2 separate regions of the Homo sapiens genome follow, and region 1 is linked to region 2. A link is a loop called in an ENCODE intact Hi-C map of the cell type or tissue named here. Cell type or tissue: adrenal gland. All regions are shown on one strand.

The links. A loop is a pair of places that touch in the nucleus more often than their neighbours do. Peaks named below come from ENCODE experiments on the same cell type or tissue, not always from the same donor. Only the 100,000 strongest peaks of a DNase experiment are listed, where the experiment ranks them.
Region 1: it touches region 2 in a loop (2.8-fold over the local background); 2 of 110 quality-filtered maps call a loop at or near these places.

Annotation. Positions count from the first base shown.
Region 1 is chr10:77,798,076-77,806,075 of GRCh38, reverse strand. It overlaps DLG5 (discs large MAGUK scaffold protein 5), which reads left to right. Exons shown (of 32, transcript NM_004747.4): 27 at 215-411. Among named protein-coding and RNA genes, the nearest start is that of DLG5, 120 kb to the left of the region's middle. In adrenal gland, no CTCF peak of the experiment used is centred here; a DNase peak (open chromatin) is centred at 4,102; H3K27ac peaks cover 3,143 bases.
Region 2 is chr10:78,000,847-78,008,846 of GRCh38, reverse strand. It overlaps POLR3A (RNA polymerase III subunit A), which reads left to right. Exons shown (of 31, transcript NM_007055.4): 15 at 981-1,145; 16 at 3,959-4,131; 17 at 6,539-6,650; 18 at 7,753-7,871. Among named protein-coding and RNA genes, the nearest start is that of POLR3A, 25 kb to the left of the region's middle. In adrenal gland, a CTCF peak has its summit at 4,401; no DNase peak of the experiment used is centred here; H3K27ac peaks cover 1,211 bases.

The DNA of each region.
Region 1 (8,000 bases), 200 kb after region 2:
GAGAGCTTGCCCTGGTGCTGGTGTTTGTGTCACCCCCGCAGCATGTACCGAGGGTTCCCAGGGGCGTGGGAGGAGATGTAGCCTTGAGACCTGCCAAGGAGTGTGGGGGGAGCCCAGTGTCTGGCCCACCTTTGCTTTTCTCACCAGGAAGGGCAGGAAGGGCAGGGCAGCAGGGTCTCGATGGCCCTGCCCAGCATTGTCCCCTGTGCCACAGGATGGACCAAGAATTCTCCAGGAGGCTCAGCATGTCTGAAGTCAAAGATGACAATAGCGCCACAAAGACGCTGTCAGCGGCTGCACGCCGGTCCTTTTTTCGGAGGAAACACAAGCACAAACGCAGCGGGTCCAAGGACGGGAAAGACCTGCTCGCCTTGGATGCCTTTTCCAGTGACTCCATTCCACTCTTTGAAGGCAAGTGGCTGAGCTCATTTTCCAGTGGGCTCTCCAGATGGGGCTTGCTGTGGATCCAGGAGCTCCACAACAGGGACTTAAACAAAAGAGAGTCTTACTTTGCTTTTGTGCGCAAGTCTGAAGGTGTGTGTTCGGCTTGGTCGGGGGGTGCTGCCATCTTCAGAGCCACATCTATGGGGTGTGGCTTCCATCCTCCCAGTCACCGCCTGTCAATGCAGCTGCAGCCATCATGTCCCTGTTTCAGGCAGCAGGAGGAAGGAAGGAGTGGTAAGGCAGAAGTGTGCCTCAGCTGAGCGTGCCTCTTTCAGCAGCTATCTGGAAGCCCTAACCTGTGACTTCAACTTGCATCTCATTGTCCACTTGCATGTGCAAGAGAGGTCAAAAAGGCATGTTTTGGCCAGGCACAGTGGCTCACACGTTTAATCCCAGCACTTTGGGAGGCTGAGGTGGGTGGATCACCTGAGGTCAGGAGTTCAAGACCAGCCTGGCCAACATGGTGAAACCCTGTCTCTATTAAAAATACAAAAATTAGCCAGGTGTGGTGGCATGCACCTGTAATCCCAGCTACTTGGGAGGCTGAGGCAGGAGAATCCCTTGAACCCAGGAGGCGGAGGTGCAGTGAGCCAAGATCACGCCACCGTACTCCAGCCTGGGTGACAGAGCAAGATCCTGTCTCAAAAAATAATTAAAAAGAAAAGGCATGTTTTAGCTGGGTGCATTGCTGGCCTCAGTAAGAGGTTCAGTTACTGAGGAAGAATGGAGGGATAGCTATTGGGTAGGCAAGAAGCAATCTCTGCTGAGTGCCTTGCTTGCCATTTGTTTTTAGGTTCTTACAGGCTGCTTGGTAGTGACCAAGAGCTGTCGGTTTCTGCAGAACTTCGGCATTTCTGGCCTCAGTCCTGTGTTCATGAACAAGTCTTGTATAATCCTTATGGAGCAAGATGCTAGTCCAGGGCTGGAGTTGAGTGATAGGAGATGTCAGACATCCCCTGGTAGACAGCCCTTGTGGAAAGGATGCATTTGTCCTTTAAAGCAAGAGGCCCTTAGGAACGTGGCTCCCAGGGCCCTGGTGTGTGTCTACTGTCTACTGTCCTAGAATGTGCCCTCCCTGGCAATCAGGTGTGGGGGTGGCAGTGAGCAGCAGAGTGTAGGGCAGCTGGCTGCCTCCCTCCCTCTCTTCGCTTTTTACAATGAAGACCTTAGGCCTAGGGAGTTCAGTGGATCACACTGTAGTTCATGGCCCACTGTCACTATCAGCTGGGACAAGGGTTGGCAAACTATTGGCCATGGACCGAGTCTGGACTACTGCCTATTTTTAAATGGTCTGTGAGCTGAGCATGGGTTTTTACACTTCTTAAAATGTAAGATGTAAAAAAGTCTATTAGCCCTTTGCTGATAACAATTGCTTAATTTTGCCGTTTTGCCTTCAAAGCCTAAAATATTTACTATCTTGCCCCTTATAGAAAAAGTTTAGGCCAGGCATGGTGGCGCATGCCTGTAATCCCAGCACTTTGGGAAGCCGAGGTGGGTGGATCACTTGAGGCAGGGAGTTCAAGACCAGCCTGGCCAACATGGTGAAACCCCATCTCTACTAAAAAATACAAAAATTAGCCTGGTGTGGTGGCTCATGCCTGTAGTTCCAGCTACCGAAGAGGCTGAGGCAGGAAGATAGCTTCAGCCTGGGAGGTCAAGAGCTGCAGTGAACTGTGATCACGCCACTGCACTCTAGCCCAGGCAACAGAGTGAGAACCTGTCTCAAAAAAAAAAAAAAAAAAAAATGCCAACCTGTTACTCAAGGCAAGGTTTCTCTCTTATTTTGCTTTTTGTTTTTTTTCCTTCACTCTCTTTGGCCTCCACTCTTGTGCCCTCTGCTCCTTTCTCCGTAGGTGCCATCTCCATTATGTTTGGCATTTGTCCGGTGGTGCTAGTGTCTTTAAAAAATAGCCCTTTGTCTATTCTTCCTTTTAGCTCTTCAGGTGTTTTTCAATATATATCTTGAAGTTGTCGTTAGATACATACACCTTTTGCATTGTTACACCTTCCTGGTAAATTAACCTTTTTATCGTTATAAAATGCCCTTCTTGATCTCCAGGAATGTTTCTTTCTGAAAGTCTATTTTACGTGATATTTTTATTGACATTACCAGTTTTCTTTTGGTTATCTTTGGCACAGTTTATCTTTTTCTTTTACTTCAAACTTTTCTGTCACTTTATATTTAAATATCCCTTATAAGCAGCATGTGGGACTTTTTAAATCCACTGTGGCAATCTGTCTTTTTAAAAATTTTATCCAAGTGTAACATACATACAGCAATGCACACATTCATTTACAGAAAAGTGAGCAGTGTGAGGAATTTCCACAATCTGAACACCCCTGTGGCAGTCTTGATTGTTTCATCAAGAGTATTTACCTCATTACATAAAGTAGACATTTCCCATCTTACTGTTTGTTTTCTATTCATTCTACCTCGTTTATGTTTGTCCCTTCTTTCTTGCTTTTTAAAAATGAATCATGTGTTTTGTTTTATTCTGCCCCTATATCATCTACTGTTATCCTCTCACATCCACTAGTGTTTAGTTGTTTCTATTTTATTCTTTTGGGGGTTAAAATAGACCTCACAGTGTGCACCTTTGACTTACTGCTAAGAGAAATCATTGCTTTGGCCACTTCCCTGATAATTCTAAGACATCAAACCACTAACTCCATTTATCTCTTTTCTAACTTTGATACTATTCGCATTTTATTTTTTTATTATTTTATTTTTTGAGGCAGAATCTCGCTCTGTCGCCCAGGCCGGAGTGCAATGGTACGATCTCGGCTCGCTGCAACCTCTGCCTCCCAGGTTCAAGCGATTTTCCTGCCTCAGCCTGCCGAGTAGCTGGGATTACAGGTGCCTGTCACCACATCTGGCTAATTTTTGTATTTTTAGTAAAGACGGGGTTTCACCATGTTGGCCAGGCTGGTCTTGAAACTCCTGACCTCAAGTGAGCCGCCTGTCTTAGCCTCACAAAGTGCAAGGCACTGCACCCGGGATTACAGGCGCAAGGCACTGTCCCCGGCCATACTTTTCTCATTTTAATTCTACAGATACTTTAACTCTGACTCAGTCTGTCCATTTGCACATCAATTATTCATCGGTTTTTGCCTTTTACATTTCCATTGCTCTTTATTCCTTCCTGCAGTTTTGTGCTTCTGATTTTGTTTTCTTTCTGCTGAACAACTTGCAGAAATGTTTTTCTTGTAGTGCAGGTTTTTTGGTGACACATCCTGTCAGTGTTTGTGTCTGAAAATGTCCATTTTAATATCGTTTTTGGAGATTCTCACTGGATATAGAATTTTAGATTGGTGGATGTTTTACTTGGGTGCTTTAAAGATATCATTCCTGGTCCCTGGCTCTCTTTGTGTAGTAGTTTCCTGTGGCCGCTGTACCCAATTACCACAGACTGTGTGGCTTCAAACACACAGGTTTATCCTCCCACAGTTCTGGAGGCCAGAAGTCCACACTCAGGACCACTGGGTCAGTCAAATTGTTGGCCAACCTTCGCTCCCTCCGGGCTTGAGGAGAGAGCCTGTTCCTTGCCCCTCCCAGCTTCTGGTGGCTGCTGCCAAGCCTTTGCTGTGGCCACATCACTGTCATCTTCAAATCTCATCTGCTCCATCTTCACGTCACCTCGTCCTCCACGTGGGTCTCTCTCTCAACTCCCTCTGCCTCTCAGAGGACCCGTGGGGTTTTATTTAGGACCCACCCAGATACTCCAGGAAAAGCCCTTCCTCCCAAGGCCTTTAACTGAATCATCGCTTCTTTTGTTGCATAAGGTGTAATGCTCATGGGATCTGGGGCTTAGGACATGAGTCAGTCTTTGGGGGACACTTGTCAGCCTGCCACACTCATTGCTGGTGAGAAGTCATCTTTCCAGGCTCAGTGCTGAAGGCAGTGCCACCACCCGTCCACCACCATGAGTGGGTAGGGTTTTCTCTGCCTTCCTTTCTCAGAAAGAAACTTCTTAATTTCTTACCACACCGTGCTTCCCCCGTGTGGTTTTCTTTGTGTTTATCCTGCTCAGAAGGTGCTTAGCACTTTTTACATCTGTAGTTTGGTGGTGTGGTCGGTTTTGGAGATTCCTGGCCGCAGTTTCTTTCATATTGCTTCTGTGCTGACCTTGCCTCTCCTCGGGGTTTTTGTTCTTCGACAATACCCTGTCTGTCTCCTGTCTTCTGGGCTCTTTTTCTCCTGCATTTTCCACTTCTTTCTTTCTCTCCATGATTCAGCCAGCCTGGTTGTTTTCTACTCTTTTTTCCTGTTCATTATTCCACTCTTCTGTTGCATCCATTATGTTCTTACTTTCAGAAGTTGTATTTTATTTATCACTCTAGAGTTTCCACTTGGTTCTTTTTTACCAGGCTTTAATTCTCTGCTGAGACTTTCCCTCTTGTCATCTGTCCTCTTAAATACTTGAATCATATGTTTGTAAAGACTGCGTTTGGTAACTGTCATGTGTGGTCATCCCTGAGTCTCTTTCTGTGGTCTTTGTTTTTCTTGGTCCTGCCCCATGATATGCCTAGTTATTGTTTATTGAGATGTCAGAAGTTATGTTTAGGGGATTTTCAGGGCTCCGAGTGATGTTGCCAGCTTCCAGAGAGGGTCTGCCCTCTGCTCTGGAGATAGCCGCTGCTCGCAGATCACTTTGATCCAGCCACAGACTCAGCTGACCTCAGGCTGGGTTGCAGCTTTTGTGCAGCTGGTGGTTCACCTGACCCTAGGGGGTGGCCCACCAGTGGTCCCAGCCTGGGGTGTTCCCTAGGGCCGCTCTTCCCTAGGGAGCCTTGACTTCCAGTTTCTCACTCTTCAGCACTGGGAGGCCATGGAACACTGCTCAGTGTCTTAGTGACTGTCTTAGATGCTTAGCTTCTTGCTTTTCACAGCTTAAGAATTTGGCAAATGGCTTTAAGGGAAAACCTGTGATACCAGACTTAGTTCTTTGCCCTTCCCTTCCTCTGGAATAATGACCCACCAGGTCCTGGCAGCCCTGAACTCCGTTTTGATCTCACCTGCTTTGGAGATTTTCAGAAACTTTTCGTGGGTTCTCAGCCCTCAGCGGCGGCCCCGTGCCTGGGTTCTCAGCCCCTCAGCGGCGGCCCCGTGCCTGGGTTCTCAGCCCCTCAGCGGCGGCCCCGTGCCTGGGTTCTCAGCCCCTCAGCGGCGGCCCTCTGCCTGGGTTCTCTGCCCCTCACTCTCACTTTAGAAGTCTCCAGTTGCTCTGAAGGGGGAAAGGCCTGCAGAATGTCAGCTTCTAATACTCCAGTTTCCTTCTCTCCAGGATCTTGGCATCTCAAATTCTGTCTTGTCTCTGCCACTCTACGATGCCTTCAAAAAGATATTTCTCATTTTTTACCCAGATTTTCTAGGTGTTCTCCAAGGGATGCTGCAAGCTGTTCCATTATACCTGGGAGTGGTAATCCCTGTGTAGTAGTTTAAAAGTTACCCCAGCTAATTCTAATGCACAGTGGGTTTTGAATTCCTGCTTTAGTTTATTGCTTCCAACTGCTGCATAGCATCCCTGGTACCCCCCACCCTGCTGATTGTGCACCCACCTGCAATGGTCTAAGTGGACTCAACTCTCCACCACCCAGAGGACACTGCATGTCTTTATGCTTGCTCTTTTAGGGGCTTGTGCGGGAGTGTCTCAGGAATATATGGAGGACTGGTTTTCCTCTTATGTTAGTCTGCTAGGGCTGCTGTAACCAAATACCACAGGCCAGGCACGGTAGCTCACACCTGTAATCCCAGCACTTTGGGAAGCTGAGGCAAGAGGATCGCTTGAGGCCAGGAGTTTGAGACCAGCCTGGGCAACATGGCAAGACTCCCATCTCTACAAAAACTTTAAAAAACTAATCAAGTGTGGTGGCGTGTGCCTGTAGTCCCGGCTACTCAGGAGGCTGAGGCTGGAGGATCACCTAAGCCCAGGAGTACAGTGCTGCGATGAGCTATGATTGTGCCACTCCACTTCAGCCTGGCAACAAAGCAAGAGCATATCTCAAAAACAAAAACAAACCAAAAAACCAATACCACAGACTAGGTGACTTAAATAACAAGAATTCATTTTCTCACAGTTCTTGAGGTTGGAAATCCGAGATCTGGGTGCCAGTGTGGTTGGTTCTGGTGAGGGCTGTCATCCTGCCTTGTACGCAGCTGCCTCCTTGCTGTGTCCTCACATGTTGGAGACAGAGAGATCTCTGGTGTCTCTTCCTCTTAAAAAGCCGCAGTTCTATCAGATTAGGGCCTTGCTCTTCTGACCTCATTTAACTTACCTCCTGAAGACTCCGTCTCCAAAGGTAGTCACACTGGGGCTTAGGGCTTCAACATATAAATGTCGAGGGGACATAGTTCAGTCCACAGCACCTTTTAAAGAAAGCCATTGCCGTATGGTCTAAGGTTGGAACCCCCAGGACCATGCCTTTGCTCTGCCCTGATTAGCTGTGACCTTGGATAGGCTGTTTTTCTTCTCCAGTTGGAGTCAGTGACTCATAAGATGCTGTCTAGTCTTACAATTCTGTAATTGTGAGGACATCTGACAAAGAAGATTGTCAGGGAGGAAAAAGAATCTCCTAAATTGGTACCCCATAGTGTGGAATGTTAGTAATCATTAAGGGAGAATATGGTTTTTTTTAACCATTAACATTTTAATGTATTTCTTACCAGTTTTTTACTTAATACAACAAAGCTGGGATTACACTGCATTACACTGTTTTCATCCAGGTATTTCCACTATCATATTGTTAGCATCTTCCCATCTCAGTAATATTCTTCCAAACCATTCTTTTAAGCACTATATTGAATTCCACCCTATAGCAACTGTGCCATAATTTGAGAATATGATTCTTATACTAGTAAATGGAGGGAATGGTGACGTAGTGTCCATCAGCAGGGAAGTGGATAAGTCGATCCAGAATAAGTGTTAATGGGATGCCCAAAAGGAGCAGAGCGGCCCACGACGAATCACCAGGGATGCCTCCCAGAAACACAGCCCCGGACAAGGAGCGAGTTATAAAGTATCCACAGACACACTTAAACAATATATATTCTAGGTTTTCTTTAGCATATAAAAATCAGTTTATAAGAAGAACTAGGATACACTTCCAGCTCATAATAGTGGTTACCTTCAAGGAGCCCAGTGGGGACTGAGGTTGGGGAAGGGGTATCAGAGAGGAGTGCTGGCCTTATCCGTGAGGTTCAGATTTGTTACAGAGAGGATTTGTTTATGTAAACTCCTCTCGGAGGAAGTTCTTTGCCCCGTGACTCCTCCTCAGAGCCTTCACTCGGGACCACATGGGGTTCCAAGGTGGTGAATGTGACCACCAAACCCTCCTCCAGTTTTAAACAACAGAGCTGCTGGTCACCAGGTTAGGAAGTGCTGTGTAAAAGACTGTGTGGATGTATGTGGATAATGATCAGTTTTATTATTTTATTTATTTTTATTGAGATCTAGTCTTGCTCTGTTGCCCAGGCTGGAGTACAGTGGTGCAGTCTCGGCTCACTGCAACCTCCGCCTCCTGGGTTCAAGTGATTGTTGTGCTTCAGCTTCCTGAGT
Region 2 (8,000 bases):
AGACAAACAGGTTCTCCCTACGTTGCCCAGGCTGGTCTCGAACTCCTAGGCTCAAGCAATCGTCCCACCTCATCCTCCCAAAGTGCTGGGATTACAGGTGTGAGCCACCTCACCCAGCCAGGGAAAGGATTTACATGCAAGTCATCTGAGTCTGTCTAAACCAGTTCAACCCGAAGTGCAGTCCACAGAGCCCTGCTGTTTAGCCAGCATCCATTGAGTTACTTTCTGATGTGAGCACGTTCACTCACCCAGACCACTACCAAACAGTTCCCTAGCAGCCTAGTTTGAGTAGCACTGATTTAGAATGGGCTTTGCTAGTGAGACCTTGGGACTAGAAGTGGATCTCCAGGACTCTGTACTGAAGAACTGAATTGCAGAGTTCTTCTGAAGGTCAGGATTTCTGCTGTCTTCTAATGAAGAGCAAATGTTTTGAAGGGCACTGATACTCCTCAGATTTATTTCTTTGGAAATATGCTCTCTGATCTTCAAAATACTTCAGCTTCTTGTTTTAGACTGTTTTGTTTCTTTTTGGATATGAATTTCATTTGGTTGTTGTATAGGCTGTACATGATGGTACCTTTGTTAATATTTAATATCTTATATGAGTAACAAATTATTTATAGTTTATAGAGCACTTCACTGTATGTTATTTCATCTGATGCTCAAAATATCCCATAACATAAAGATGACAAGTGCTTGATACTGTTACCCACAGTTCACAGATGAGGAGAGTGAGGGTCAACTGGTATATTTCAGGGTTAGGACTACACACTAACTGGAGTTTCTATATTTTTCAAAAATTCCCAAGTTTTCCTTTAACCCCCCCTCCCTCCCCCCAAAAAAAAGCTTTGAGGAGAATTTCTGTTTGTTCTGCTTTAAGTGTCAGTATGGGAACATATTTTCTCAACTGTCTCAAATTCATTTTGGAATAAGGCAAAGTAATAAATAATTGTTGTCTAAATATATAATCATTCTTCCAGATGTTACAATCCAGAACAGTGAGTTGATGAGTGGCAGCATGGACAAAGGAACCCTAGGGTCAGGATCCAAGAACAATATTTTTTACATTTTGCTGCGAGACTGGGGACAGAATGAAGCTGCAGATGCCATGTCACGGCTCGCCAGGCTGGCTCCTGTCTACCTGTGTAAGTATCTCAGCATCCTTCTTTTAGTTAAAGCTGCAATTGTTAGAGTCTTAAGGGTTTACGTTATTTTGTTCTTTTACTGCCATTTCATCCCCACCACACATATACATACAGAAAAAGATACTCATTCCAGGCTAAATCATGTGTGCTGTTATTAATTAAATTAACTCAGTACTGAATAGTTTCACAACAGATTTGAATTTGCTTTTCAGTTCTCTTCTCAAAACCAGCAGTAGCTCCCTACGGTCTTCTAGACAGGGTTAGATTATAAACCATCCTTGATGGGCTGCTTCCAAGGTCCCTGTGGAAGCACTAGAACACTTGGGGCTATCCATGATTCAGTTCTCCAAGATTACTCAATATTTGCCTACTATGCTTTCACTGTTCTATTTTGTTTGTTTGTTTGTTTGCTCATGCTTTGAGTGGGCCATGAGTCAAGTGATGTTTGCATGCCCCCAAAACTTTATTCCACTCTTATACTTGCCTGGGTATACAATTTTAGATTGAAAATTATTTTCCCTCAGAATTTTGAAGGTACTGCTCTACTTTCTTCTTGCTTTCAGAGTTGTTGTTAACAGGTATTGTCGTTCTTATTCCCCAGTTTTTGTATTTGATTTTTTTTTGTTTTTTGAAGATAGGGTCTTGCTCTGTCACCCAGGCTGTAGTGCAGTGGTGTGATCTTGGCTCACGCAGCCTCTCGAGCAGCTGGGACTACAGGCATGTGCCACCATGCCCAACTAAGTTTTGTAGAAATGAAGTCTCACCATGTTGCCCAGGTTGGTCTTGAACTCCTGGTCTCAAGTGATCCACCTGCCTCCACCTCCCAAAGTGCTAGGATTACAGGCATTAGCTACCATGCCTGGCCCTTGAATTGTTTTTTTCATTTTAGAAACTTTCAGAATCCTCTCTGTTCTCACTGTGAAAGTTCACAACAATATACCTTTGGTGTGGGTCTTTTTTCATTCACTGTGCTAAGCACTGAGTAATTTCATTTAATCTGCAGCTGTGTGTCCTTCCATTCGGGAAATTTTATGTTATTTCTTTAATAATTTTCTCTCTTTTACTTTCTCTGTTCTTTCTTTTTGGAACTTCAGTTAATTACATATTAGAACTCCTAGATTAATTATCTAATTATCTTCTTTTCCATTTGCCATTTCTTTATTCTAGATTCACTTTATCTTTTAATACTTCTGTTGATTTTTAAAATTTTATCACTGTCATGTATTTAATTTCCAATACTATTTTTCAATATACTTATTCACAGGTAGTGTTTTTGTTTCTTTTTTTTTTTTTTTTTTTTTTTTTTGAGACAGAGTCTTGCTCAGTCGCCAGGCTGGAGTGCAGTGATGCAATCTCAGCTCGCTGCAACCTCCGCCTCCCAGGCTCAAGTGATTCTCCTGCCACAGCCTCCCGAGTAACTGGGACTACAGGTGCCTGCCACCATGCCCGGCTAATTTTTGTGTTTTTAGTAGAGACGGGGTTTCACCATGTTGGCCAGGGTGGTCTCGAACTCCTGACCTCAAGTGATCTGCCCACCTCGGCCTCCCAAAGTGCTGGGATTACAGGCGTGAGCCACTATGCCCAGGCTGTTTTGTTTTTAAAGCTTTCTTGTTTTGATCCCTGAATGTATCTTCTCTGATCACTCTGAGAGAATATTATTCATAGTTTTATTATATTTGCTTCCTGAATTTTCTGTATCCTTTTACTTTCTTTTTCCTGTGCATTTGTGTCTTTTGTCTTTCATGTTAAAATCTTTCCTCAAATATCTGGTGGTCCTTGAGGAGTAAGGACTGAAACACTGATTGGAAATGGAGCTGACTGGTTGATGGACCTCTCAGTTTTTTTATATAAAAGGAATATACAGACTTTCCCTCAGTGCTCTTGTTTACAGTTATTTCATCTGCCTGGTATTCCCAGACCCAGAGCCTCTCTGATTCCATTTCGCTGGGAGCGAACTCCCATCTCCTACAGGAATAAGGGCCTGGAGCCTTCCTTATACAGACTTTCCACTAGGTTTCCTTGTTTCCAGCACATTCATCATTTCCAGCAGTTGCAGAACCTAATGATCTCATTTCTGAGCCTTTCCAGGCCCATTAGTCCTCTCATCTACAGATACTTGTAGGTCATACCTTCCTATCCTGCTAAGCCAGAAGCCACTCATTCACTCTCTTTATTTCTACATACAGTATATTGTGGCTAGGATCAATGGTGGCACCTAGTTCCATCAAAGTTGGAGAATACTTTTTTGTGTGTGTGACACAGGGTCTTGCTCTGTTGCCCAGGCTGGAGCGCAGTGATGTGATTATGGCTCATTGCAACCTCCACCTCCCAAGTAGCTGGGACTACTGGCATGTGCCACCATGCCCGGCTAATTTTTTAAGGTTTTTGTAGAGATGAGGCTGATCACAAACATCTGGGATCAAGCGAGCCTCCTGCCTCAGCCTTCCAAAGTGCTGGGATTATAGGCGTGAGCCACTGCACCCAGCCCTCAGGCCACCCTTTAGTGTTTAATGTCACTCTGCTTTAGATAATAGTTGGAAACGGTATTGTGTTTCCCCACCAGATCGTAAGGTCTCTGAGAGAAGTCAGTTGAGTCCTAGTCATTTTGTGTAACTCCCTAATGACTGAGAAAGAAAGCCATTATTTAATTGAATTGTGATGAATTCTGTGAAGATATACACTTTTTTATACTTTAAACTATACATACATAGTTTATATATAGTACAAACTATATCTAGCAGGCATAAACTGTATTTAGTAGGTTTGCTGAGTCTCATTTATGGCCCTTTCTTCCTGCTCTACCAACTCAACAGCTAACCGTGGTTTCTCAATTGGGATCGGTGATGTCACACCTGGCCAAGGACTGCTGAAGGCCAAGTATGAGTTGCTGAATGCCGGCTACAAGAAATGTGATGAGTACATCGAAGCCCTGAACACGGGCAAGCTGCAGCAGCAGCCTGGCTGCACTGCTGAGGAGACCCTGGAGGTGAGCCCGGCCCTTTGGTTCAGGGTCGCCACTTGCCGTGCACAGTGGCTACGGTGGTGCTCTCTGGGGTTGTGCTGAGCCATGAATAGAGGTAGCAAAGGAGTGGGCAAGTCAAGGCATTGGCGTCTGTCCTGTTGGGGCCCAGGGCTCACTGTGTATGTCCTCGTCTGTCCTGTTGGGGCCCTGGGCTCACTGTGTGTGTCCTTGTTTGTTTCCTGAGGGTAGGGCCTTTCATCAGATCCTCATGTCCCTCCTAACTTTCACATCCAGGTGGTGAAAACATAGCCATCTGTTCATTCGGCCACACGAGGCTGCTCTTGTTCTGGTGGCACACTCAGGTCCCTTCTGTAACTGGTACTCGAGTGCTCCTGCCTTTTCTATTTTCAGCATCCTTCAAGTAGAAACTGACACCACAGCTCTTTGGTTTTTGGGGGTTTGGTTTTTTTTGTTTTTGTTTTTGTTTGAGACGGAGTCTCGCTTTTCATAGTTTTATGAAGCACTCCAGCCAGGCTGGAGTGCAGTGGTACGATCTTGGCTCACTGCAACGTCTGACTCCCTGGTTCAAGCAATTCTCCTGCCTCACCCTCCCAAGTAGCTGGGATTACAGGCACATGCCACCATGACCAGCTAATTTTTGTATTTTTAGTAGAGACAGGGTTTCACCATGTTGGCCAGCACGGTCTCGATCTCCTGACCTCGTGATCTGCCCACCTTGGCCTCCCAAAGTACTGGGATTACAGGTGTAAGCCACTACGCCCAGCCAGTTTTTTTGTTGTTGTTTTGTTTTAAGATGGAGTCTCACTTTGTCGCCCAGGCTGGAGTGCAGTGGTGCAATCTCATCTCACTGCAACCTCTACCTCCTGGGTGCAAGCAATTATCCCTGCCTCAACATCCTAAGTAGCTGGGATTACAGGCGCCCACCACCATGCCCAGCTAATTTTTTTTTTGCATTTTTAGTAGAGGCGGGGTTTTGCCATGTTGGCCAGCCTGGTCTCGAACTCCTGACCTCAGGTGATCCACCCACCTCGGCTTCCCAAAGTGCTGGAATTACAGGCATGAGCCACCGTGCCCAGCCTCACCACAGCTCTTTGAATGTATGGTCTTTGAAAGAGACTTGGATGCGGAAGAGGGAGAATTCATGTCTAATAGTCACATCCCCAGCCTGCTGCCCCTCATTTGAAACTATTTTAGCTAAGATCTCAACCAGCATGGGTCAGAATCAGAATCACCACCAGCCTGTGAGAACCTGAAACTCCCTCAGCAGTCTGAGTGCACCAGGCTTTCACCTGGCCGTCTTCTGCCTCACCGATAAACCCGTGGCACTGAGCTTTGACTCACCTGAGTGTGGAAGAAAGGCTCTTTAAGCATTGGGAAGTTTTCTAATGAAATACATTTTCTAAAGCAGGGAGAAACCAGAATTTTGTGAGGTATTTACCATTAGCTCATTCTTAATCTTACTGAGTCTTAGAGAGAGAGAAAAGGATATCCCTCACCGGTACCTCCTAGAAAATTACTTGAGACCTCGGCAGCAGCAATTTTTCATGGAACCAGACTTGTAACTGATTCAGCATCCTAGTTTGTAAGTTGAGGAGTAACTGTGGATGAGCTCATGAGCCGGAATATTCTTGTGAAGTCACCTCATCACATGCCTAGCTTGCAGACATTCAGATGTGTGCTTGGCAAGAAAAAGTAGAAAGACAAATTTACAAATAGTACAGGCAATTCTCTTTTACATACCACATATTATCTTATATATTTGTATGGGGTGCATGTGTGTGTCCACACAGCTATTTATATACAGATATTTTGTTGTGTAGGGTAGTATACACAAAGCCATACATTCTACCTTATGGGCCATTTAAAGGATTCTTCAAGTTTTTATTACTGTCAATTTTAGGCCAGGCTTGGTGGCTTATGCCTATAATCAAGGCAGGAAGATCCCTTGAGGCCAGGAGTTCAAGTCCAACCTGGGCAGTATAGCAAGACCCCATCTCTACAAAAAAAATTTTAAAAATTAGCCAGGCCTGGTAGGGACATATACCTGTAGTCCTAGCTACTCAGGGGTCTGGGGCAGGAGGATCACTTGAGCCCGGGAGTTTGAGGCTGCAGTGAGCTGTGATTATGCCATTGTACACCAACCTCAGCAACAGAGTGAGATCCTGTCTCCAACAAAAACAAAAAAAAGATAAACTGTTTGCCTTATACACCAATTTTAGAACCTTGTAGAAGATGTACATGTTCATATAGCCAGGGCATTTTGCTCCTCTAAGGTTCTGAAACATTTACTGATCGGAAATCGGGCATCTTGCCTCAGTATTTTCAAATTTCTTTAAATGTTAGATTGAACATTTGTAATCCACAGAGACAATGAGGACAACCCACCAAGGATCTCCTTTTCTCCCACTAGGCACTGATCCTGAAGGAGCTGTCTGTGATCCGTGACCACGCTGGCAGTGCCTGCCTCCGGGAGCTGGACAAGAGCAACAGCCCCCTCACCATGGCTCTGTGCGGCTCCAAAGGTCTGCATGCCCCTCTCTCACCTGCTGGCAGTGTGTTCTCCGTACAGGCTGTTTGGCTCCAGAAAATGTGATAGTCACAGCTCCAAACAGACATTTCATTTATTTAAGGGATCTTTTTAAATCAGAGAGAGAGACTTAATTATTTGCATTTTGGGAAGTTTAACTGCTTTGAAGGAACTTGTTGGTAATGTGTCTGGATTCTGAGTTTGAGGGTGCTTTGAGCAACGTGGTCTTTAAAAAAAAATGAGGCCAGATGCAGTGGCTCATGCCTGTAATCCCAGCACTTTGGGAGGCTGAGGCCGAGGCCGATTGATTGCTTGAGCCCAGGAGTTTGAGATCAGCCTGGGCAATATGCCAAAACCCCATCTCTACAAAAAATACAAAAAAAAAAAAATTAGCTGGGCGTGGTGGCTTGTGCCTGTCGTCCCAGCTAATCAGGAGGCTGAGGTGGGAGGATCACTTGAGCCCAGCAGGTCAGGCAGGTTGAAGCAGAAGAAAGCCAGGGATTTTTTAATGTACTTAATGATGTGGCATAATTCTTCTATTTTGTAGATACCGAGGCCCTCAAAGCATTTGGTTTTATGATAATGCATTCAAATTCAAAACCTCTGTGCTTCTATTTCTGTACACTTTTTTTTTAAACAGGATAAAGTCCAGTCTCTTTAACTTTGCTGCCTTTTACCCCATTGCTCTCCTGCTTCCTACCCTCAGGACATAGCCCACACTTTTCCATTTCTCTGTCTTTGCTTCCTACTTTCCCACCCACTTTGGAATTCCTCCCCCTCTCCCTTTATGTCCAAATCATAATGTCCTCCAGGAGTCCAACCTGGACTTGCTGAAGCCTCCTTGAAGACTCACCTGTCACTTCCCCAGCCTTTCCTCCAACCCACACATGCTCCTGGCTCCTCTCGCCGTCGTTCCGCCTTTCTTGGGTTCCTGACAGCTCCTTGTTGTCTTGATTGTATTTCTGTCTTCTACTGTTCCAGGACCATGACCTCATTGAGCATAAGGGCCTATTCCTGTTTTACCCTTCCAATCTGCATGCACTTCAATTAGTGTTATTTTGGTAAATGAATGTTACATTTCTGGTCCATGTCCCCAGGTTCCTTCATTAACATATCACAGATGATTGCCTGTGTGGGACAGCAGGCCATCAGTGGCTCTCGAGTGCCAGACGGCTTTGAAAACAGGTCCTTGCCTCATTTTGAAAAACACTCAAAGGTAAGCAGTAGCAGATCAGGTAGAACTGTGAAGATCTCTTAATCTACACTTTCCTCCAAGGAACACAGACCTATTCAGATCAAAGACCGTTGGCCAATTTCATGTGGAGTTTTATATATGTATTTTTTG